Linked DNA regions of Homo sapiens: regions 1 and 3 are each linked to region 2. Evidence: chromatin loops called from intact Hi-C (ENCODE). Cell type or tissue: IMR-90. All regions are shown on one strand. Region 1 overlaps CLCA1 (chloride channel accessory 1). Region 2 overlaps HS2ST1 (heparan sulfate 2-O-sulfotransferase 1). Region 3 has its middle 77 kb from the start of SH3GLB1.

Region 1 (8,000 bases), 610 kb before region 2:
TAAATATCTCCCTTATCAGATTTTGTGAGGATCAAAGTTTAAAATGCATGCATATAAAGGGAAGCTGGGTGGAGTATGTAAGAATACGGTGCAATACTTTGCATGTCTTCTGTTCATCTAAATTTATCTCAGAACTTTAAAAAATAACTTTAAAAATGCATGCATAGTGCCTGGTACATAGTAAGAGCTCAATAAATGGTGGATATAGTCATTGGCTCTCTCTAGATGGAAAATTAATAGAACAAGGGCCCAGAGGGATTTCCCCAGAGATCCACTGCTCTAAGCAGAGGCAAATATAGAAAGATAATGTTTGGAAAGAAAACCATCTCTACAGTGTGTGGTTAGAGAATTGCAGCAGTAGGGGATAGGGATAGGGAACAGAGTGGAGGGTGTCACTCACCATAAAGCTTACCTACTTAACCCAAAGAGGATCAGGCTGTCTGTGGTAAAAGGGAGATTCAGACCTCTTGAATCTCTCAATCATCTAAAATGTTGAGTGAGTTTTTGATTGTTTCTAAATTTGGAAGTGGCATCAGCAAACATGTGACCAGTGTGTTTCAGTCTCTGGCTAGACAGTGGGGTTCAGCAATATGCCAGAAGGAGAATGTAGATGCCGTATTCATCTTCAGTGACCGTGGTAATTTGTATCTACAGTATATAGTGACTAGAGCTTTCAAAGTGCTTCTACTTCATTGTCCTTGGAGGTTTTCCTCCCGAGATACGTACTTCTCGCTACAATTATTAAATTGTCTTTCCAGTATGGATCCTAAAGTTGGGGGTGAGATAAGTTGGCTTCCATCATTTCCTTCTCTGTAACAAGAACACTTTAGTGAATAGAATGCTCAAAGTCCCTAACTCCTTCCTATTTGATGTTCCAGATCTGCAGAGTTGAGGGACCTCGTTGAGGGCTTGGCCACCTTTCCCAACCATTCCTCCCTCTACTCCAACAACCTTCTTGCTGATGAGAGACTCTCCCCTGGTGCCCCTGTGGGGACAGAAGCCCCTAACTCAGCTTTTAAAATATTTGCTTCAGCAGGACAGTCCCCAGATTTCCCCACCTACAAGAGCAGTTAATCGCTCTGCACCACTTCCATCCACTGCATTCTTGCTAATATTAGCAGGGGGAGTACACGTCACAAGATGAGGAAGGGAGAGTCAGAGAGAAACTCTCTCTTCCCCCGTCAAATATACATACACACACACCACACGCACAAGCTCGTGTGCACACACACACGCCCATGCACACACGCAGACATACACGCACACACGCACGTCAGAAGGTACACAGTAGGGTTATTTTGGAGTCTCTGCAATGCTCAGCACCCCAGGCACTGTGCCTGTCTTGGCAGTTCTATACCACTTTGCCATTTACTAAACCCACTTTATTTATCCATTTGTTTGTTTATTCATTCAACAAATATTTACAGAGCATCTAAATTATGTCAGGTACTAGAAGTCCAGTGGTCAATATACTGTCCCTGTCCTGAAGGAATTTCTAGCCCATTCTATAAACTGTCACCCCCAACCTTCTCTCAGCCTAAGAGTCTAAATATGTATTAGGATATGAGGTCATTTTCTGAAAATCTGAAACAGATGCCAAAACAAAGATCCCTTATTATTGTTTCTATTACAATGTGGAAGACAAGAGCATTTCATGGTACTTATTCTTCCTGGGAGACATTGGAAATTCACATTTCACAAGTCAAATGGTAAAACAATACTCTAATATATGAAGTTTTATACCTACTTTTCAAGTTTTTGGTGATCTTGGCTCATTTTTTAATTTTATTTTTTAAAGTGACATAATATTAAACTCTCCTAGTGAGTGTTAAAAATCTGGGAGTTTTAGAAGGAGAAAATGTAAATCATTAAGAACACTTAAAAAAATAGAGGCAACCATTATTATCACTATTTGAAAGGGAGAAATTGAGGCTCAGAGAAGTAAAATAAGTTCTTTAAGTTTACCCCTTAGGAAGAGGCACAGCAGGACTTACCCGTGCACTAACACCCAAGTGCTGCTTCCCCATAAAATGGTGAAGCATTTCTGCTCCTAACACGACCCCCACTAGGCAATGGAGTCTAGTCACTCTGGTCTGTTCCCGCAAGGACTTTGCTCCTGCAATGACCCCTTTTTCTTTTACATTTTTGTTTTTTTTTTCATTAGCATAGAAATATTTTATAATATAATATTAAAACAAACAAAACTGTCTTGTCCTGAAGTCCACTTCCAGCTGCTGCCTATTTCTCCATTCCCCTTTAGTTCACAGAAAAACTTCTGAACCTGTTGTTGTCTGTATTTACTGTCTCCACTGCCTCACCTCCCACTTTCTTGAAACCACTCTTACGGAGCTGCTGTATTTATTCCACTACTAGGGCTCACCATGCTGCCAAGTCCAGTGATCAGTTCTTAGTCCTCATATGAAGTGATGGCTCAGCAGTGCTTGACACCGATGATCACGCCCTCCTCCCTATAGCTCTCTCATCCCACAGCTCCTCATTTCCTCTGCAGGCACTGACTGCCCTTCTGAGGCCCCTGTATTGGCTCCTCCTCTTTCTACCTCTGAATGCTGGGGTCCCCCACATTCCCTGGGCTCAGTCTTCAGCCTCTTTTTTCCTCTGTCTATGCTCACTTTCGAAGCAAATGGTTTTCAGTCCTAACAGATACACTGCCCCCTTTCTATAACAGTATCTTCTATCACTCTCCCTACTCTCTCGTCATAACATATCACAGGGAATCTGCAGACACATTTATAATTTAACGCTGCAGCTATTTCATTTTAGAGAAGTAAAATTAGGTGTAATTTGAAAATATATAATTATGCTATTTTCTTATATCTCTTAGTACCACACTGCACAAAAAATAAATACTTCTATCAGCACTTGGCAAAGTTTAAAAAAAAGAAAAATGAATCAATAAATAAATAATACCACAACATTTAGTATTACATTTAATTTGACTTAGTATATAATCCCAAAATTATTACAGGAGTCAGCAGGTGTTAAAATCACATTCACTTTTTCTCTTCATTACTACTTGCTGTGAGACCTTGAGAATTATACTAAGTCTCAGTTTCACCCTCAAAGATTTGTGGATTCTCAAAGAAGCAAGTGAAACGCATAGCTAATATTTTATACTTGCTTGTGCGAAGTAAACACTGTTCCTAGCACATCATATGTTTCACTTTGTTCCTCACCACAACCTTATCAGCCAGTCACTATAATATAATATTCCATTTTGTTAATGGGAAAACTGAGGCTCAGAATTAGAAATTGCCGAATGTCCCACAAAAAGTGGTGCAGCCAGGATTAGAGTCTGTCTCCAGAGTCTGCATTGTTACTGATTACTCGGTGACACAGAATATTTGGTAAATGCTCTCAAAGCTTAGCTATTATTATTAAAAGGTATTTCTATATTTCTTCTTCCCATCTTAACAAATAACAAGTTTTTGAAAATGTGAAATCCAGATGTGAATTTGAATGACTGATAATTTAATTTATTTTCAGTCAATTGTTACGTATGTTTTCTTTTTCTTCCCAGGACATGGTGACCCAGGCATCTCTGTATCTGCTTGAAGCTACAGGAAAGCGATTTTATTTCAAAAATGTTGCCATTTTGATTCCTGAAACATGGAAGACAAAGGCTGACTATGTGAGACCAAAACTTGAGACCTACAAAAATGTGAGAATATCAAGTTCTTCTTTAAAATTCCACTTTCTCCTGTAACCAAGATTTTTTAAAATCAAAATATTCTAGAATCAAATGTGATTGTTTGAAACTTACTCCAGTACGAATATGGTTAATTCATTTGCTGAAACTTTGTGATGATAGAAACTTTTTCTTAAATTTCAGGCTGATGTTCTGGTTGCTGAGTCTACTCCTCCAGGTAATGATGAACCCTACACTGAGCAGATGGGCAACTGTGGAGAGAAGGGTGAAAGGATCCACCTCACTCCTGATTTCATTGCAGGAAAAAAGTTAGCTGAATATGGACCACAAGGTATGAAATATTCTACCATACTTCTCATACAATTTAACTATTTTATGTTCAAAGTGTATCAACACTAGCATTATCTTTGTGAGTAAGCATGTATAAGCCAAACAATTAGAGATAAAACATCATAGCATTTTTCACTTAAAATAGAACATGCATTTCACTTAGAATTTCCAGCATTTCTCAGCTATGAATTTAATTTACTTTAGATACATGTATAAATACGGTATTTTGAATTCTCGTAAATTATTATTATAGCATCATACTATAACTGTAAAAGAATTTAATTTGTATTAAGTTTCTATGGATATGTAAGGAGACAACGGAATTAAATCTTCTACCTGCAATTCATACAATAGCCACCAGATGGCGTATATGTGCAGTGCTCTCAGACGTGCATTCAAATTATATATGAATCTTGTTAAAATGTGGATTCTCCTTTAGGAGGCCGAGGCGGGCGGATCACGAGGTCAGGAGATCAAGACCATCCTGGCTAACACAGTGAAACCCCGTCTCTACTAAAAATACAAAAAATTAGCCGGGCGTGGTGGCGGACGCCTGTAGTCCCAGCTATTTGGGAGGCTGAGGCAGGAGAATGGCGTGAACCCGGGAGGCGGAGGTTGTAGTGAGCCAAGATCGCGCCACTGCACTCCAGCCTGGGCGACAGAGCGAGACTCCGTATCAAAAAAAAAAAAAGGGGGGGGATTCTCATTCATTAGGTGTGGGATGGGACTCAAGAATCTGCATTTTTAACAAGCTCACAGGAGATGTTGATTCTACCGGTCTGTGGATCACACTTTGAGTAGCAGACAGAATACCTTTGCAATTCATCTCTCAAAAACATGTAACTAAAGAAAAAACTCCAATGATAAATAAACTTTATCATTTGTATATGAGGTACATATAACAATTATTGGAGGAAATATTAAACAAGTAATGACATATATATAAAATGTACTTTCCAAGAATCAAATGTGACTCTTTACTAAATAACTAGCATTAGATTTCTTTACCTCAAAAAAGATTTGGATCCCCTAGAACCAGCTTGATTTTTTTTAACATATAAGGCACAGAAAACAAGCAAACAAAAGAACGCTATCCAAGCCCCATCCCCAAACACACTAGAGCGCTTAAAGACCTGGTCAAAAGGATGTGTCAAGCGTACCTCTTTGTTGTTCTACAACACATTTCACCTCCATAACAGGAACAGAACATTCTCAATGTATGACTCAACAAATAAGTGTTGAATTGATTGACCTGACTGCCTCATCCCACTCCTGAGCCCACTCCAGCCATCATGATCATATATAAAACCATTCCTTAATAGTGTTTCCTTTCTGTATTGTGACTCCACTCCAACTCTCTCACAATCATCTTTAAAGAGACCACCAATACCTACAGAATAAAGTCCCAATCCTTAGTGTGGGATACTGAGTTTCCACAGAATGCCCCACCTCACATAACCCTCCAAATTCAGCCTTCCTTGGAATTTACATTCCAGAAAAACTGAGCTGTACATAAGTCATTCACTCAAGTTTAACAAATATCACTGAATGCCTGCTAAGTTCTAGACACTATGTGCCCAGATATGACAGTGAAGAAGTCATATTGTCTGTCCTCATGGAGACAATTTTCTATTGTGGGAGACTGGCAAGTAAGTAGCAATGACTGTTTATCATTGTAAGTGCCTAATGGGAGATGGTGAAATGCAAACGCGGAGTACTGGGCCTAAGATGAGGATTTCAGGGCAGGCTTCTAGGCACATAGAAGCTTGATTTTCAAAGAAGAATAAGAGTTATCCAGACAAAGATGGGAAGGAAGTATTCCAAGCTAAGGAAACATAGGTAAAAAAAGACCAGAGTTGAACAAGAGCATGATATGACCTAGGAAAAAAAGGAGTTCAGGAATTCATCCTAATTCTAGAGTTTGGGAAGGGAGTGGAGAACAGCAAGAAATAAGGCTGCAGAGAAGAGCAGGCCTGAGGCATCAGGGACCTTGTACACCATGTTGAGAAGTTGGACTTACCCTGAAGGATGGAGACATGGAGGCCAATCTGGTGACTATTGCAGCAATTCAGGAGTAAGTGGCAATGGGCCTGGAAAGGTGAGAATGAATAAAAAAGACAGAGATGGAGTAAGCAGACCTTGAGGTCTGATGGGATAGGAGCCATGAGGGAGGAGAATTGGTTGAGGATGCTGCCCTGGCTGCTGTAGGAATGCCTGGGCTCCCATAGCCGCCTTTGCTGACCTCTGTCATCATACCTGTACCACCAGGCATTTTAGCTTCTAATCACACATGCCCTCCACTACACCAGGAGCTATGTGAGGATAGGGCAGCTGTTTGTGTCTGAATAACGGCTTGGCACTTACTAGGTGCCTGATTAACATTTGATAAGCCAAAATAAGTATTTATATTTTAAGAAAACGTACAGTTATATTAGATCTAAAGAAATCAAGTCTTTAATTTAAAAAATTAACACAGCAAAGCATAAATATTCCAAACATTGCTTTCTTCCAGTGTGAGAAGGTAATTTTGCCATTCTTATTGTAATCAGTTTTTTAAAATACTTTCTCACAGGTAGGGCATTTGTCCATGAGTGGGCTCATCTACGATGGGGAGTATTTGACGAGTACAATAATGATGAGAAATTCTACTTATCCAATGGAAGAATACAAGCAGTAAGGTATGTATATTTTGATTTAACTTGTTCCAAACTATTTTAAATTGCAACCTTTTTTTCTTGAATTGATTACTTTAAAAAATGTGTGTCCTGGCTTATTTTCTAATTCAAATTCATTCTTAGTGCCTTCTTTTTCAGATTTCCACAAAACTACCATTTTGTTTACTTTACAAGTGCTTCAGTTAATTGAATTATTCACTCTGCAGCTAGAAGTCATTTGCCTCCTTTTTTCTTTTTTTTTAACTGTACCAACTATAAAAAATCTACAGTTGCTGTGTTTAGTGTCTCCATCATCCCATACCAGCATCAGTGACGTAAGCAGAGCTAATGAGGCTCTTCGGTGCCTTCAGGGCAGAATAATAATATCTTCTTTTTTTGAGAAAGGGTCTTACTCTGTCACCCAGGCTGGAGCGCAGTGATGCAATCACAGCTCACTCCAGCCTCAGCCTCCCGGGCTCAAGCAATCCTCCCACCTCAGCCCCCTGAGTAGCCGGGACTACAGGCACACATTACCACATCAGACTAATTTTTATATTTTCTGTAGAGATGGAGTCTCACCATGTTGCCAGGCTGATCTTAAGTTTTCGTACAGGCAGGGTGTCCTTATGTTGCCCAGGCTAGTGTTGAACTCCTGGACTCAAGAGATCCTCCCACTTCGACCTGCCAAAGTGCTGGGACTACCTCTGACATCATGGTGGCGTGAGCCACCATGCCCGGCCCAGAATGGTATCTGTGTGGACTCTGTCAGTATGAATGGGCTTGGGAGGGACTGTGAAACTTATCTGAAAAACAATCCAAATATCAAAGCAAAACAGAAACTCCTCCCAGTTTGAATTAAACCTTGCGCGATGTCAGTAGAAATCAAGTACAACACTTGGAAAGAACGCTTGGCTGCCATGAATTTATGGGCTAATTCTTGCAGCCAGCAGTCTCAGTGCACAAAAACTGCTTTAGTGCAAACAGAAGTGATAGGGAACTTCCTAATTTATTTTAAAGAGTTAGTACAACTCAGATACTAAAACCTGACAAATGGAATGAAAAAATTCTGTAGCTACAGGCTCTCTAAAAAGATAGAGGCAAAGATTTCAAATAAAAGGATAGTAAATTACATCTGGCAAAATTAAGGGAAAAACAAACATATTAAAGCCAAGTAAGAATGTCTTCCAGAAATCCAAAAATGTTGTAATAGTAAGTAATGAATATAGTATATGAAGAAAAGAAGAAAATAAATGATTGTTCCAATAGATTCTCAAAAGAAACTTGATAAAAACGCACACTTATTCCTGCATTTAAAAACAACACCATCTTTTTAAGTAGAAGTTGGTACA
Region 2 (8,000 bases):
ATCACAGTGGAATAAAACTAGAAACCAATAGCAAGACACATGGAAATTAAACAACGTGCTCCTGAGTGACCAGTGGGTCAATAAATTAAGAAGGAAATTTAACAATTTCTTGAAAGAAATGAAAATGGAAATACAGCCTTCCAAAATGTATGGGATACAGCAAAATCTGTGCTAACAGGAAAGTTTATTGCAATCAGTGCCTATATCAAAAAAGTAGACAAACTTCAAATAAACAACCTAGTGTTGCATCTTAAAGAGCTAGAAAAGCAAGAGCAAACCAAATCCAAAATGAATAGAAGAAATAATGATGATCAGAACAGAAATAAATGAAATTGAAACAAAAAAATACAAAAAGATGAGTAATCTCAGCATTTTGGGAGGCCGAGGCGGGCAGATCACGAGGTCAAGAGATCGAGACCGTCCTGGCCAACATGGTGAAACCCCGTCTCTACTTAAAAATACAAAAATTATCTGGGTGCTCTAGTCCCAGCTACTCAGGAGGCTGAGGCAGGAGAATCACTTGAACCTGGAAGGCGGAGGTTGCAGTGAGCTGAGATCGTGTCACTACATTCCAGCCTGGCGACAGCAAGACTCCGTCTCAAAAAAAAAAAAAAGAAAAAAAAGAAAAAAAAAGAAGGTTTTTTTGAAGAGATAAACAAAATCAAGAAACTTTTAGCCCAGGATAAAAAGGGAGACCTTACAACTAATACCACAGAAATTCAAAGGATCATTAGAGGCTACTATGAGCAACTATATGCCAATAAATTGGAAAACCCAGAAGAAATGAGAAGTCTTGCAGTAGTGTAGACATTATCCAGCTTCCTGGGCTTTTTTCACTTTGTGTTGAAGGGTACACATTGGATGAGATATCATTCATCCTCAGGAGAGGGTTTAGTTTAATATTGACCATCCTTAGGAAGCTTTGTTGGAGGAAAAAGAATACTTGAATTTGTACCTGACTCTTACTTCTGCCCACGTCTTTCACTACAGTATACTCCAAGCTTGTACTATATGATCTTCCCTGCTGTTTAGTTTATATAACACTGTTTTTTCAGACCTCAATGTAGCATCTTTCATTTCCCTCCTACATCACCATGTCCACATTAAATCTCAGCTTCTGGAAAACAGAGGTGAGTTGCTAAATATATCTTAAGCTCACTTTAGCCACCATCTTCAATGCCTTATTCTCTTTGCCTTCTTTTTTCCTCTCATTTTTGGCTGAAATACTAGAACTGATTTTCATAGAACCAAAGGTTTATAGGAAATAATCTACCATTAAGTGGCAGTTATAAAGACTTTTCATATTCAGCATGTAAAGTATGTTAAAGATGCAGGCTCTGGATTATTTAATTTTATATTTTGTTTCTGTTTCATTTGCAATTTGGTATTTTCATTCTGTTTGATGCCTTAGTTGAAGAATTGGAAAGAACATGAAAACCTCAAATCACATTTATTTGGCTCTTTCAGTTTCAGTGGGGAAAAAAATTGAAAATATCTGCTAAAATGACATTGTATACTTTCTAATGCAAACTAATTTTTATCTGCAATTCATTTTTCAGATTTTAATTTAAGGATGTATATGTGTATTGAGAGGCCAAGTAAGGCATATAACCATTTCCATTCTAAAAGCTTCATAATTTCTCTTAGTATGTGAGTTATTAATGCTTCCCCTAAAGATAAATTATCCCAGAACTCTTCCATTTTTCTCTAGTTCACATTCTCTGACATATAGCTATATCTGCACTGTTTCCCCTCCCTCACCTACCAATAGGCCTTTAACAGGAGGCAGCTATCATCATTCATTGATATTATTGAGTGTAGTGTAGTATGAAGTGTTCCAGAATATCTCCATGTGACTACCCCTATTCTATGATGTAAGTGAAAGATTGATAAGTTGTCAGAATTATGCAATTGACAGTTCTGTGTTTGAGAGGCTGAAGTCATAGCTTGCAGATGGTTTCGGTGCGGTACAGGTTGGTGGACCTCACTGCCCCCACTTTCTGCACTCTATCTAGGTTCTAAAAGAGATTCTTAACCACTTGCTATTTATCATGCAGAGATTTGCTTATCAAAAATGTATACCATTTTCCATTGAGAAATTGTATATCACTGCTTTGCAGCTAGTGATACTTAGGTTTATCAAATTCTATATTAACCAGTTTTAGACATATTAAAATATACTTATATAATTTTTCATATTAATTTTTGTGTACGTTAATTCCAATAAGTTAAATATTTAGAAATTTTAAATATTTTGACCTGTATTACATCTCTAATTTTATTAATCTTTTTATCAACAAGCTTGTGATATCTGCTCTTAACTCTTAAATATCTTCTGATAACCATCACCTTTTTAAAAATCATTTTGGTTTTAAATATTACTTTTTATTTGTTGAGTCATTAATAAAAATAAACTTTTATGAACAGCAAGCCTCTGAGAAGAAAACATTTGATATGCTGGAATGTTCCTGTATTGCCTGCTTTAGCATGTGTGTTGGCAGGGTGTAGATACATACACCCCCACAACGACCCTCCTCCCACCCTATGTAAATGTACTCACTCTACAGCATTGTAAAGGATTTCATTGTGCCATTTTGTTTTCAGAATCATCTTTCACTCTTTTGTGAGTATAATGATAGTAGCTGTCTCTATGATGAATTTTAATAGTTACAGATTACAGTATACTTTCCTTAGTCCAAACCTGTGTTTCAAGCTCTGTAAAAGTGGTTTTAGGTTTTTAAATTCCTATCTTGGAAATATTTTGCTATCATCAAATTTCATTTTCTTTAAATTGTATATAATGAATGTGTTCTCCCTTTTTAGGTGCGCTTTGTAAAGAATATAACTTCCTGGAAAGAGATGAAACCAGGATTTTATCATGGACACGTTTCTTACTTGGATTTTGCAAAGTAAGTTACACTGAAATGACACGCTAAAGAATGCTTTGTACTCTAGTAACCTAAAAAGGAATAAATTCATTAAATTGTTATGATTTTCTAATAAAAGAATGTACTGTCTTGCCTTTGCCAGTTTTAGATCTGTAATTTAAATATACCTTCTTAGTGTTTTACTGCCCTCTAGTGTTCATAAATTGGCAATTCTTATATTAATTACATATTAGTTATTACTCTTTAAAGTTTATTATTATTGTGTGTATATGCCTTGTACAACCAGAATGACACTACTTCAGGAGAGCTCAAGTTATAACCTAGAGGCCAGATTATGACTTACCACATCATTGAGAAAGCAAAAAAGCTCTCACTAAGTTATTGGTGCTCCAGTGTGTCTGCTTCTCACCCAAGACATACTGAAGTGTACACTTTCCCTTGGGCTACCTTATTTTAGCTTTAAAATTATGATGTATTACGAGGCTTTTTTAAAAAAAATTCATGATTTCCTCTCTCACCCCCCCTCTCCTTCTCCCTCTCTCCCTCTCTCCTTCTCTCTTGCTCTCTCTCCCTCCCTGTCACTCACTCACTCACTCACTCACTCACTCACTCCTGGACTCAGGTGATCCTCCTGCCTCAGCCTCCCAAAGTGCTGGGATTATAGGCATGAGCCACTGTGCCCGGCCTCTGTCATATTAATAGTTCTCTCAAGAAGGGTTCAGAAAACTATATGCCTACTCACAGTATTCAAGTACTATGTGGCTTTCTGTACAGTCTGTGCCACATTATTAATCAGAAAATTAATTAAACTTAATATTCCAAACATAACAGTCTTATGGATACATTTGAACTTTTTTGGTAGTACACATAGTACCATTGTAGTAAACCTCAAATCCAAATGTTTTCCCTAAGATTCTGCATTAACTTCAAAAACACTAAAAAAATTTTTTTTATTATTTAGCTTAGACATGTTTATTCAGTTTTTAAATTAGCTATTATGATTTCAGAGTAACACACCTTGATATATTGGTCAACTTTAAAAGGCATTTTTTATAAAATTTAAAATAAAAGTGATATCCCACTCTCAGTTTTACTTAATTTTGAAAAGAAAAAGTAGAATGAAGTATTACTGATTCAAACTGATAATCTTAACTTTTTGGGAAATCATGTAATTAAAAAAGAATCACCCAAATATTACATACATAAAGTGATATGTTCCTATTTCTAGTTCCTCTCATAGTACTCAAGATCTTTCAATCAAATTGTAGCTCTAAAGTTAGATGTATGTTTTTCTATAAATAATTCATACTGCAATATTGAAAATATTTTATAGGCAGCTTTAAAATAAACTAATTATTTTTTTCTTTGCATAGGCATTGAACCAATTTCATAAGCTTCGTTCATGTGCATATTTTCCCTCAGGGCTGCATTATCCTTGAATTGAATGTTTGTTACCCTTTCACCTAAATGATTTATTCTTTCCACACACAGCTTGGTTTCTAATAGTCTAGGTTTTCATTATTAAAATTATAAATTGAGTGCTTTTGCTTTTGGCAAAGTCTTATACTTAGAACAAAGCTCTGATATATGCTGAGGTTCTTGTAGTTGAAAAAATAAGGCTTTTTGAAGAGATTAATCTCATTTATTAAATGCTGACATGAATTTTTAAGCGTTTGAATATTTTCATAGTGAGTCTTATGTTATTTGAAGGGAAAAGTATTGTGAAAATTTTTCATAGATTTTTCCAAGATTTTAAATACCTAAACAAAATCAGCCTAGGTGAAATGTATTTTGATGTATCTATGTAATCAAGAACTGTTGTAGATGTAACTAGTATCCTCAAATATCTTTTAGCTTAATAGCCATATGCTCCATAAATGGGGAAGGAAAAGGAAAGAAACATCGCCTTACCAATTTTTTAGATTACAGTCGTTCCTGGGGTATGTCCAGGGTATTGGTTCTCGGACTGCCTGAGTATATAAAAATCGCATACTCAAGTCCCTCCGTTGGCCCTGTGAAACCCACGAATTTGAAAGTCACCCCTTGTACACGGGTTTCACATCTCTCAAGTACTGTATCTGTGTGTGGTTGAAAAAAATCTATGTATGCATGGGCCTGCACAGTTCAGACTCGTGTTGTTCAAGGGTCAATTGTGCTTTACTCTTCAAAACAATATTCTTGACTGGCATAGTACTTTGTGGAGTCCAGTAAAATACTTGCTTTCAGGAGAAAGTGGTGAATTTGGCAAAATACTTATTTAACACATAGTTTTTTTAAACTTACCTTATCAGAGACATTAAAACGAATGTAAGCCCCAAGAAACCTAGGAAATAAGATAGAGAAATAAAAAATGAACGCTCCTTTCTAGTTTAGCCCGACCACGAAGAAATACACATTATATTTGCAAGCTTGTCTACTCAAGCCATGTTTTGATTACATACATTTGTTTTTTACTGAACTTTAGAATAATAACAAAAATATCTTTTTTACATTTTTGCATTCCTATCCCATCTTGCTCCTTTTTGTCTGAATCTTATTCTTTGATTTTTTTAAAGTATATTTCCTAGTTCTTCTTCCTTTCCATTTTTCCCTTTAATGTTAGGTTATGTTTTGTTTTCTTTTTAATTGGTGAATGATACAATTTTAAGATAATGTAGATATAAATTATTATAAATTTGAAAATTTTCCAGTTTAAAATTGTATATAGGTTGGACATTTTCAAAATGTCATAGTATGCAGGAAATATAAAGTTGAGTAAGTTGCAGTTCTTGACCTTAATGAGTTCACTGAAATCTTTTTTTCTGTAATTACCAGTTCATGAAGTTTTATTATAAACAGTAAAAATATTAAATATTCCTCCCCTTTTAAATGTGCACTATTTATTTTTTAATAGCATCTATTAGCCCATTTTGATTTTCTTCAAACTTTAGAAAATTAAAATGTTAGAAGTCTCTTTCAAAAACACTTCTTCAGCAATAAACATTTTCATTTATAATGAATAATAGCTAAAAGAACACTTTTAATGCTGTACTTTCTGTCAGACTCTGCTAAGTTTTTTATGATCTAGCTACCTCAGTGTCACATGTCAGCATCTGTCTTGAGAGGTATTTGAAAATTATTTTTGATATAACAGTTTTATTCAGGCACGTATCAGGTATGTACCTTTGTAGTTGTCCCTAGAAATGAGAATGAGTTTTCATTGCTGCCATTTTGGTTCCTCCATATTGCCGCTAGTATCATTTTCAGAACAAGTGAGGTGAATCAGTAAAGAAGCAGCTATGTCACGACAAGAAACAACTAAATGCTTCATTAGGTCTGAAATTCTAAACAGTAATCAAGTGACAACATTTTAGGCCTAAATAGAATTAGTTAATATATAGAGTCATGTGAGATTGTCCTTTCTACCTAATACTTCTCTGCTAAACCAGTTGACGTTTGCCCCATTTTCTACAACTTTTAACAAATATGTCACAACATTGTAGATACTTTAGAAAATTATTTTAATCATTCCAGACAATATGTGGGAGTTGCGTTTTTATTAACCTTGTACTACTAGCTCTTTCTACAGCATTGATCCTGTAGACTGCTAAGAAGCAATCTCTGAAGTCTGTCTCTAAAGTCAGACAGATCTGCCATTAAATCCACTTAGACTCCTTGCTAGCTGTGTGATCTCACCCACATTGTTTCAGATCTTTGAGCTTCAGTGTCCTGTTTTTAATTTGAGAATAATTAAAGTAATTACTTCATGGGGTGGTGGTGAGGATTAAATGTGATAATGTAGATGGAGCACTTAGTTCTGTGCCTCACGCAGAGCAGTATGGTGATTCTTTTTAAAATTCTGTCTTCTTTCAGTTACCATATTGTCTTAACTGGTGTTTTCTTCTTCTCCTTGTCTGAATCTCTGCTGGTCCTTATTTCCAACTCTTAATTGGGCATTGTATAAGACTCTTAGCCTCCATTATTCTCTTTTGGAAGGTTTACACATTTTTGTCTGTCATGACACCCAAACAAGAAACTTTCAAGTAATCTTGGACAACTTTTTTTTATCACCACCTATATCTTATCAGTCATCAAGTCTTTTGAGTGTCTTCTTTCATTTAACATGATGCTTTTGACATTCATCTAATTTGATGCACATATCAGTAGTTAGTTCCTTGCTAAGTAGTACTTCATGTATGGGTGTACTTCGATTGATCCATTCACCAGTTTCTGGATATTGAGGTTGTTTATGGCTTTTGGTGATTATGAATAAAGCTGTCAAAACATTTGCATACAGGTTTTGTGCGGACTTATGTCTTAACTTCTCTTGGATAAAAACCTCAAAGTGGGATGGCTGGATTGTATGGTAACTCAATAAGAAACTGCCAAACTGTTTTCCCAAGTGATTGTATCATTTTGCCACCAAACCAACAGTGTTTTAAGAGTTCCAGCTGTTGTGTATCCTCACTAGCATTTGAAATTGTTAGACTTGCTCTTTATTACAAAATGTGAGCCATTCTAATAGGTGCACAGTTGATGAATGCCCCTTTTTAAGACATAAATTACTTTAAAAATATTTATTTACACTATCATCAGTGAGACCAACAAATACCAACAGGTCATTCACTTTTTTGGATACAGGACAGTGGGACCTTGCCACTAGGATTAGAAAGTTTCTATGAAGCTTTAGGTCTGAGAGAGTCCAGAATAACTATGTACAATGTCTCCAGCAAGATTGTTGCCTAAGTAGAGAAGTTAAATTTAGTATGAAGCAGAAAGATTTCAAAACATAATGATTCCCAAAGGCCATTCAGCCCTCTTTCAGGTTCATCACCTCCTTTTTTGACTTTTTCCAGCCAGTTGACAAGGTTCCTTACAAATGTTCTGAGTGTGCAGTTGATCTTTTAACCATTATTGTTGTTCATTTGCATATTGATACTGTTCACTTGATAGGCTATTGATAGAATGTAATTGTAAAAAAATGAGCCTAGTTTATGTTCTTGCTTTGTCACACTTCGTATGCTGACATGGCAAGAATGAAATTCCTAAAATATCTTTTTACCAACCTGCTGCTCAGATTATATCTTTTCGTTTCTGATTTTCATCTGCAGATTCCTACCAAATATGCTCTTC
Region 3 (8,000 bases), 300 kb before region 2:
TACTAGAAACAGGACCCCAGTTAACTATTCCTTAATCCATACACTTCTGTTTTGTTTTGTTTTTTTTACTTCTTAGAATTAATCTAAATAAAAATCCACTAAATTAAGGGCTCCTTGAGGGCAAGAACTGGGCTTATGTAGCTTAATATTTCGATCAACCCAAGGCCTGGCAGACAGTTGTATCCAGCTACATTTCTCTCTCCATGTCCCTCAGGAAGTGCCGTCTAACTCTCTGAAAGCCAGACCTCCTGGGTCTGCAACTTCCCATGGTCTCTAACTGGGCAACCAACATTTTTAGTAAAAGCATTACTAATTCCTACCATGTTCTTTCTGGCTCAGAGAGGTGCCACTTTCTTTTCTTAATTTTCACAAAACATCTATTTTTTAATCTCGCCAAGCTTATAAGTAGCTTAATACCTGTAGACATAGTCAAGAAATAGTTTGAAGAACTAGCCTTACTTCTAGGCTTTACAAGATTGAAACCATGTTTTTCTGGGATTTGTTTTCTTGCTTTTCCTAACGTGATTCAGGGTGGACCTAATCCCGTCATTCCTTACAGTTACATGCTCATCCTGGGCTTGCCCCCATGTCTGAGCAGGAGGCAGTGGCACACAGGCAGTTAAAATATGATGGATGGAGAGAAGAGAACCCACAGCACCTTGTTCTGCAGAGACCTCTCCTGGGGTTAGGTGGCCGTAGGGATGAGTGCAGACAGTGGTTTCACAATTCTCTCACTTCCATTTTCTGATTTTGCTGCAGAGCTATCCCAGTGCTTGGCTTCATCCCTGGATTCAGCCCATTAGCTCCCCATGGACACACTGAGTCTCACACCCTAAGCAGAGCTCCCAAAGGCAGGCACAGACTTAGGCACTTAAGTCAGGCCTCTTTGGGCAGCCAAAGAGTCTCGTGACCTAACAGAATTTCAGGCCTATCCTGGAGGCCTAGTCAGCATAGGCAGGAAGTGACTTTTTTCTGATCACAGCCTCTACCTTATTTTTCTTTTGGAAGTAGAAAGAATCATGTTCTGGTTACCTTCCAGAGATAAGAAACCATCATGACTCACATTTATACCAAGTGCAGTTTATAACACACTTTTGCAATGAATTCCCACAATAACTTCCATTTTTCAGTTACAAAAATGGCTGCACTACAAAGTCAATTGACTTACCCAAAATCACCTAATTGGTAAGTGGCCATGTAACAAACTCTGGTATGTTTGACTCCTGATGCCTTGTTCTTCCCGTTGCACTACCCACATTGCTATCTATTAAACAAGTATTTATTGGGCCCTGATGATGCCAGGCCCCAGGCCAAGTTCCAGGATATACTAGTGAACAAGTAATAGAACTTTCACTTACACAGGGAAAACAGAGAGTAAATAAACACATGCTGAGAAGAGCAATTATCACATAGTGGTTAAAAGTTTAGGTTCTGAACAAGATGCCTGTGTTTGAATTTATACTATTTTATTTTATCTTAAGGAAGTTAATTAGGTTTTCTATGTCTTAACTTCTTCATGGGGATATAATATTACTATCAATCTTACAGGTTTTGAGGACCAAATGAGTTAATACGTGTTAGCGCTCATAATTGGTGCCCAACAGTAGCCGTGATAACAGGAAGCTCTGAAAGAAATGGGGTCTCTTACCCTACGGGAATGCGGATGGGGTAGGGATTGCTGAGGTTTAAGAAAGTTTTCCTGAAATCAATGCAGTCTAATCTGAGGCCTGAAGGATGAGGAGGAGTAAGGTCTGCAGAGGCTGAGTGCATGTGAGAGAGAGAATGTTGAGAGGTGTGGAGGCAAGTGCAGGGTGGAAGAAAGAGCTGGCAGAGAACAGCGCGTGCATAGGATCCATCAGACTGTAAACTGAGCCCATAGTTGCTACATCTCAGGGCTGGCTCCATTCCCAGATCTTACTAAAACACTTGTCAGGGTAAAGGTGGGAAGTTTATCAGAAAGAGAAAACTTAAGGCTTTTAGCCTCTGTCTTATCTCAACGTCTCCTGCTCCTTCTCCCTCTCGCTTTCTCAGCAACATACAATGGGAAAAGCCCCAAATTCCAAAGGTAACACTGGACTGATGCTCTGGCTCCATTTCCTATACCCATGACCCTGGGCATTCCATGTCTTCTCTAGGTCTCAGATTCCTTCTCTGTAAAAAGTGGTAACAACAATTCTTCCTTCAAGTGCTCATAAAATATGAAAGTTGCACAAACCTACTCAGGTTGAATTCTCAACTTTGTTATTGTGTGACCTAGAGTAAGCTACTTAACCATTCTGAACCTCATTTTTCTCATCTGTAAAATGGGAATGATAAGAATAATGTCTCCTAGGGCTTATCTCCCCAACTTTTTATTTTGAAAAATAATTTTATAAAAAGTTTAAAGAATACCTGTATAACCTTCATATAGATTCACCAACTGTTGACATTTTGTCATATATTTGTTCATCCCCTGTACATGTATGTGTGTGTTGTGACATTGTGACATTTCCACTGTAAACATTCCAAGATAAATTTCCTAAGAACAAGGAAATTCTTCTACATATCTACCATACCATTATCACACCTAAAACATTTACCATTATTTAAAAATACCATCTAATAAGCGGCATATATCCAAAGTTACTCAATTATCTTCAAAATGACTTTTATGGCATTTTTAAAAACTCAGAATCTAATCAAGCTTCATGGACCTATTACCTATTATATCTCTTTTGTCTCTTTTAACACTCTCCCTTTTTTTTTTTTTTTTTTTTTTTTTTTTTGGGTGGGAGGTGGAGGTTCATGACATTGATATTTTTTAAGGATTTATGCTAGTTGTCTTTAAATTGTCCCCAGATTTATATGATTATTCCCTCATTATTAGATTTAGGTAAAATGTTCTTGGCAAAAAGACTGCGTAGGTGATGGAGTTACAGCAGCAAGACGGTAGAATGGGAAGCCCCAAACTTTATTCCTCCATGGAGACATTGATTTAACAACAACATACTGTCCAAAGCCTTTATGAAAACTTCAAAAACAGTTCAGAAGTTGCAATATCCCAGGCAAGCTCAAAACCAAAAACACCACATCCAAATGGTTAAGAAGAACCATTTCATTTCAGTTGCATCAGCCTTTCCCCCAGGTTGGCACAGCGTATTGTAACTGGGAAAAAGTATCCAGCTTACACCTTCTCCCTTGGGAGAGAAAGAGAAGATTGGAACATGTGTCCAACATTCTGGCTATCTAGATGGCTGGCCTACGATCTGATTTCTATCTATCTACCTGACCCAGAGTACTAACCAAATAAGCATGTGTTGGATACCTGAGGGCCACAGAGAACAAAGGAGAGATCATCAGCTTGATACAATGCCAGACAGTCTGCAATATTCCAGACAAACACCAGAGGGAACAAGATATTACAAACTCCTTCTTAAAAAGTGAGCAGGCAGGGAGCAGTGACTCACGCCTGTAATCCCAGCACTTTGGGAGGCCGAGGCATGCAGATCACTAGGTCAGGAGCTTGAGACCAGCCTGGCCAATATGGTGAAACCCCGTCTCTACCAAAAGTACCAAAAAAAAAAAAAAAAAAGATTAGCCGGGCACAGTGGTGAGCGCCTGTGATCCCAGCTACTCAGGAGGCTGAGGCAGGAGAATCCCTTGAACCTGGGAGGTGGAGCTTGCTGTGAGCCGAGATCATGCCATTGCACTCCAGCCTGGGCAACATGAGCAAAACACCATCTAAAAAAAAAAAGGGAGCAAATGTCTCTAATTGTAAAATTATACACACAAACTGAGAGAAGATATAACCCCACAAAAGGTTTCAGAGACCCCAGAATTGCTAGCCAGGATGATTGCTAAGGTTCTTCCCTTGCGTGAAACCAGTCTATAAGACCAGGAGAGGTGGCTGAGTTTTCAATTGCCCGAGTCGCAATTCCCTGCACCCCTGCCAGCCCCCACTCCAAAAAAAGGCACACAAAGAAACAGGGAACATGGTGCAATACACACACACACACACACACACACACACACACACGAAAATCTCCAGAAACTGAACCTAAAGAAATGGAGATTTACAAGTTACCTGACAAATAATTCAAAATAATCTTTAAGAAGCTCAGTGCTCAAGAGAACACAGATAGACAACTAAATAAAATCAGGAAAACTACACGTGAACAAAATGAGAAAATCAACAAAGAGAAACTATAAACAAGAACCAAACAAAAATTCTGGTGCTGAAAAATAAAATAATAGAGTTGAAAATTCAATCAATAGATGACTCGATCGAGCAGAAAAAGAATCAATGAACTCACAGATCACTTGAAACTATCAAGCCAGAGGAACAAAAAGAAAAATGAATGGAAAAAAGTGAAGAAAGCCTAAATAGCTTATATAACACCATTAAGTGGACTAATATACATATTATGAGAGTCTCAGAAAAAGAGAGAAAAAGGTGGAGAGCTTATTTGAAGAAATAATTGCCAAAAACTTCCCAAATCTGAGGAAGGAAATAGACATGCAAATTCAAGCAGCTCATAGAATTTCAAATAAGAAGAATATAAAGAGGCCCACACTAAGTGACATTGTAATCAAACTGTCAAAAATCAGAGTCAAAGAGAGACTCTTCAAAGCAGCAAGAGAAAAACCACTGGTCAAATACAAGTTACCGCTCATAAAATTTTCAGCAACTTTATCAGCAAAAACATTACAAGCCAGAAGTGAGTGAAATAATATATTCAAAGTGCTGAAACAGGCTGGGCATGGTGTCTCATGCCTATAATCCCAGCACTTTGGGAGGCCAAGGCAGAATTGCTTGAGCCCAGGAGTCTGAGACCAACCTAGACAACATGGTGAGATCCCATCTCTACAAAAAATTTTTAAAAATTGCTGGGCATGTTGGTCATGCTTGTGGTCCTAGCTACTGAAGAAGCTAAGGTGGGAGGATCATTTGAGCCCAGAGGTCAAGGCTGCAGTGAGCCATGTTTACACCACTGCAATCCAGCAAGTGAGCAACAGAGCAAGCAAGACCTTGTCTCAAAAAAAAAGTGCTGAAAGAAAAAAAAAACTACCAGCCAAGGATACTATATTCCCAAGAAACTGTCCTTCAAAAATTAAGGAGAAATAAGTTTTTTCCCAGATAAACAAAAGCTGAAGGAGTTCATCACCATTAGATATGCCTTACAAAAATTGCTAAAGGGAATCCCTCAAGTTAAAATGAAAGAGCACTAGACAGCAACATAAGAATAGGAAAATATAAAGATGATAATCCTTTTGGTCAAGTGTTGATGAAAAGAGAGCAGAAGTGGACATACTTTTATCAGGCAAAATATAATTTCATAAACAAAAAAATATTATGTAAGGATAAAAGGGTGATTTCACCAGAAAGATATAACAATTATAAATGCACCTAACCACAGAGCACACAAATATATAAAGCAAACATTGACAGAATTGAAGAGAGATATACAAAGTAAAACAATATCAGTATATTTCAATATCCCACTTTCAATAATGGATTAAATCAACCAGACAGACGATCGGTAGGAAAACAGATGACCTTCACGCCTGTAATCCCAGCACTTTAGGAGGCCGAGGCGGGCGGATCACGAGATCAGGAGTTTGAGACCATCCTGGCTAACACGGTGAAATACCATCTCTACTAAAAATACAAAAAATTAGCTGGACATGGGCGCCTGTAGTCCCAGTTACTCGGGAGGCTGAGGCAGCAGAATGGCGTGAACCTGGGAGGCGGAGCTTGCAGTGAGCCGAGATTGTGCCACTGTACTCCAGCCTGGGCGACAGAGCGAAACTCCTTCTCAAAAAAAAAAAAGAAAGAAAACGGATGACTTGACCAACGCTAAAGACCAATGGGATGTGACAGACATATACCAAATGCTCTAACCAACAACAGCAGAATACACAGTCTTCTCAGAAACATATATAACATTTTTTAGGATAGATTGCGTATTAGGCCACAAAACAAGTATAAAGAAATTTAATACCAAATTTTTTTTCAACCAAATATTTTTTCTAACCACAATGAAATGAAACTAGAAATTAATAGCAGAAGGAAAACTGGAAATTATATAAATATATGGAAATTAAGCAACACACACTTGAACAACCAATGAATCAAAGAATACCTCCCAAGGGAAATTAGAAAATACCTTGAGATAAATAAAAATGAAAACACAACATGCCACAACTTAAGGGATGCAGCAAAAATAGTACCAAGAGGGAGGTTTATAGTGGTAAATGCCTACATTTAAAAAAGAAAGATCACAAATCAACAACCTAACTTTACAACTCAAGGGACTAAGAAAAGAGCAAACTAAACACAAAGTTACCCAAAGGAAGGAAATAAATAAAGATTAGAGCATAAATAACAAAACAGGAAATAGGAAACATCAGAAAAAAGTCAATAAAACTAAGAGTTGGTTTTTTGGAAAAAATACAAAATTGACAAACCCTTAACTAGAATAACTACAAAAAAATACAGAAGACTCAAATAACAAAAATCAGAAATGAAAAATGAGATGTTGCATCTAATGCCACAGAAATAAAACAGATCATAAGACACTACTATGAACAATTGTATGCCAACAAATGGAATAACCTAGAAAAAATAGATGAATTTCTAGGAACATATGATCTACCAAGATTGAATGATAAAGAAATAAAAAGCTGAACAGACCTGTCACTATTAATAAGGTTGACTTAGCAGTCAAAAACCTCTAAACAAAGAAAAGCCCAGGATCAGATAGATGGCTTTACTGGAGAAGCAACAAACATTTAAGGGAAAGTTAACATCAATTCTTTCCAAACTCTTCCGACAAATTAAAGAGGAGGGAACATTTTCTTTTTCATTTTGTCTTTTTATTTTATTAATTTTTTTTTTTTTTGAGACAGAATCTTGCTCTTCCACCAGCCTGGAGTGCAGTGGCGTGATCTCGGAAGAGAAAGGAACATTTTCAAATTCATTTTATCAGGCCAATATTACCTGATACCAAAATCAGACAAAGATACTAAAAGAAAGGAAAACTACAAATATGCACAATGAATATTAATGCAAAAATCATCAACAAAATACTTGCAAACTAAATCCAGTAACACATTAAAACTATTACACATCATGACCAAGAGTGATTTGTGGAATATAAAGATGGTTCAGCTCTTTCCCTAAGCAGCCTGAAGTAATCTGTGAAAATGGTTCGCTATTCACTTGACCCGGAGAACCCCATGAAATCATGCAAATCAAGAGGTTCCAATCTTCGTGTTCACTTTAAGGACACTCGTGAAACTGCTCAGGCCATCAAGGGTATGCATATACGAAAAGCCACGAAGTATCTTAAAGATGTCACTTTACAGAAACAGTGCATACCATTCCGACGTTACAATGGTGGAGTTGGCAAGTGTGCGCAGGCCAAGCAGTGGGGCTGGACACAAGGTCGGTGGCCCAAAAAGAGTGCTGAATTTTTGCTGCACATGTTTAAAAACGCAGAGGGTAATACTGAACTTAAGGGTTTAGATGTAGATTCTCTGGTCATTGAGTATATCCAAGTGAACAAAGCACCTAAGATGCTCCGCCGGACCTACAGAGCTCATGGTCGGATTAACTCATACATGAGCTCTCCCTGGCACATTGAGATGATCCTTACTGAAAAGGAACAGATTGTTCCTAAACCAGAAAAGGAGGTTGCCCAGAAGAAAAAGATATCCCAGAAGAAACTGAAGAAACAAAAACTTATGGCCCGGAAGTAAATTCAGCATTAAAATAAATGTAATTAAAAGGAAAAAAAAAAGATGGTTCAACATATGAAAATCATCAGTATAATACACCATATTAACAGAATGAAGAGCAAAAACCACACGATCGTCTCAATTGATGCAGGAAAAGCATTTGACAAAATTCAATACCTTTCATGATTAAAAAGTACTCAAAAACTAGGAATTGAAGGAAATTAGCTCAACATAATAAAAACCATATATGAAAAGCCCACAATTAACATTGCATTCAAAGG

Evidence for each region. A loop is a pair of places that touch in the nucleus more often than their neighbours do. Peaks named below come from ENCODE experiments on the same cell type or tissue, not always from the same donor. Only the 100,000 strongest peaks of a DNase experiment are listed, where the experiment ranks them.
Region 1: a loop joins it to region 2, with 4 times the contacts of the local background. A loop is called at or near these places in 18 of 110 quality-filtered maps.
Region 3: a loop joins it to region 2, with 11 times the contacts of the local background. A loop is called at or near these places in 15 of 110 quality-filtered maps.

Annotation. Positions count from the first base shown.
Region 1 is chr1:86,469,879-86,477,878 of GRCh38, forward strand. CLCA1 (chloride channel accessory 1) reads left to right here. Exons shown (of 14, transcript NM_001285.4): 2 at 3,539-3,679; 3 at 3,851-3,998; 4 at 6,570-6,675. LOC124904210 (a long non-coding RNA gene) reads right to left here. Exons shown (of 3, transcript XR_007066206.1): 3 at 6,018-6,087. Among named protein-coding and RNA genes, the nearest start is that of CLCA1, 5.0 kb to the left of the region's middle. In IMR-90, a CTCF peak has its summit at 4,356 (motif pointing right); a DNase peak (open chromatin) is centred at 4,353; H3K27me3 peaks cover 1,334 bases.
Region 2 is chr1:87,081,371-87,089,370 of GRCh38, forward strand. HS2ST1 (heparan sulfate 2-O-sulfotransferase 1) reads left to right here. Exons shown (of 7, transcript NM_012262.4): 3 at 2,824-2,909. Among named protein-coding and RNA genes, the nearest start is that of LINC01140, 44 kb to the right of the region's middle. In IMR-90, a CTCF peak has its summit at 3,071 (motif pointing left); a DNase peak (open chromatin) is centred at 3,011; H3K27ac peaks cover 158 bases.
Region 3 is chr1:86,777,728-86,785,727 of GRCh38, forward strand. It overlaps the pseudogene RPL17P5. Among named protein-coding and RNA genes, the nearest start is that of SH3GLB1, 77 kb to the left of the region's middle. In IMR-90, a CTCF peak has its summit at 3,378 (motif pointing right); DNase peaks (open chromatin) are centred at 1,034, 1,904 and 3,414; H3K27ac peaks cover 586 bases.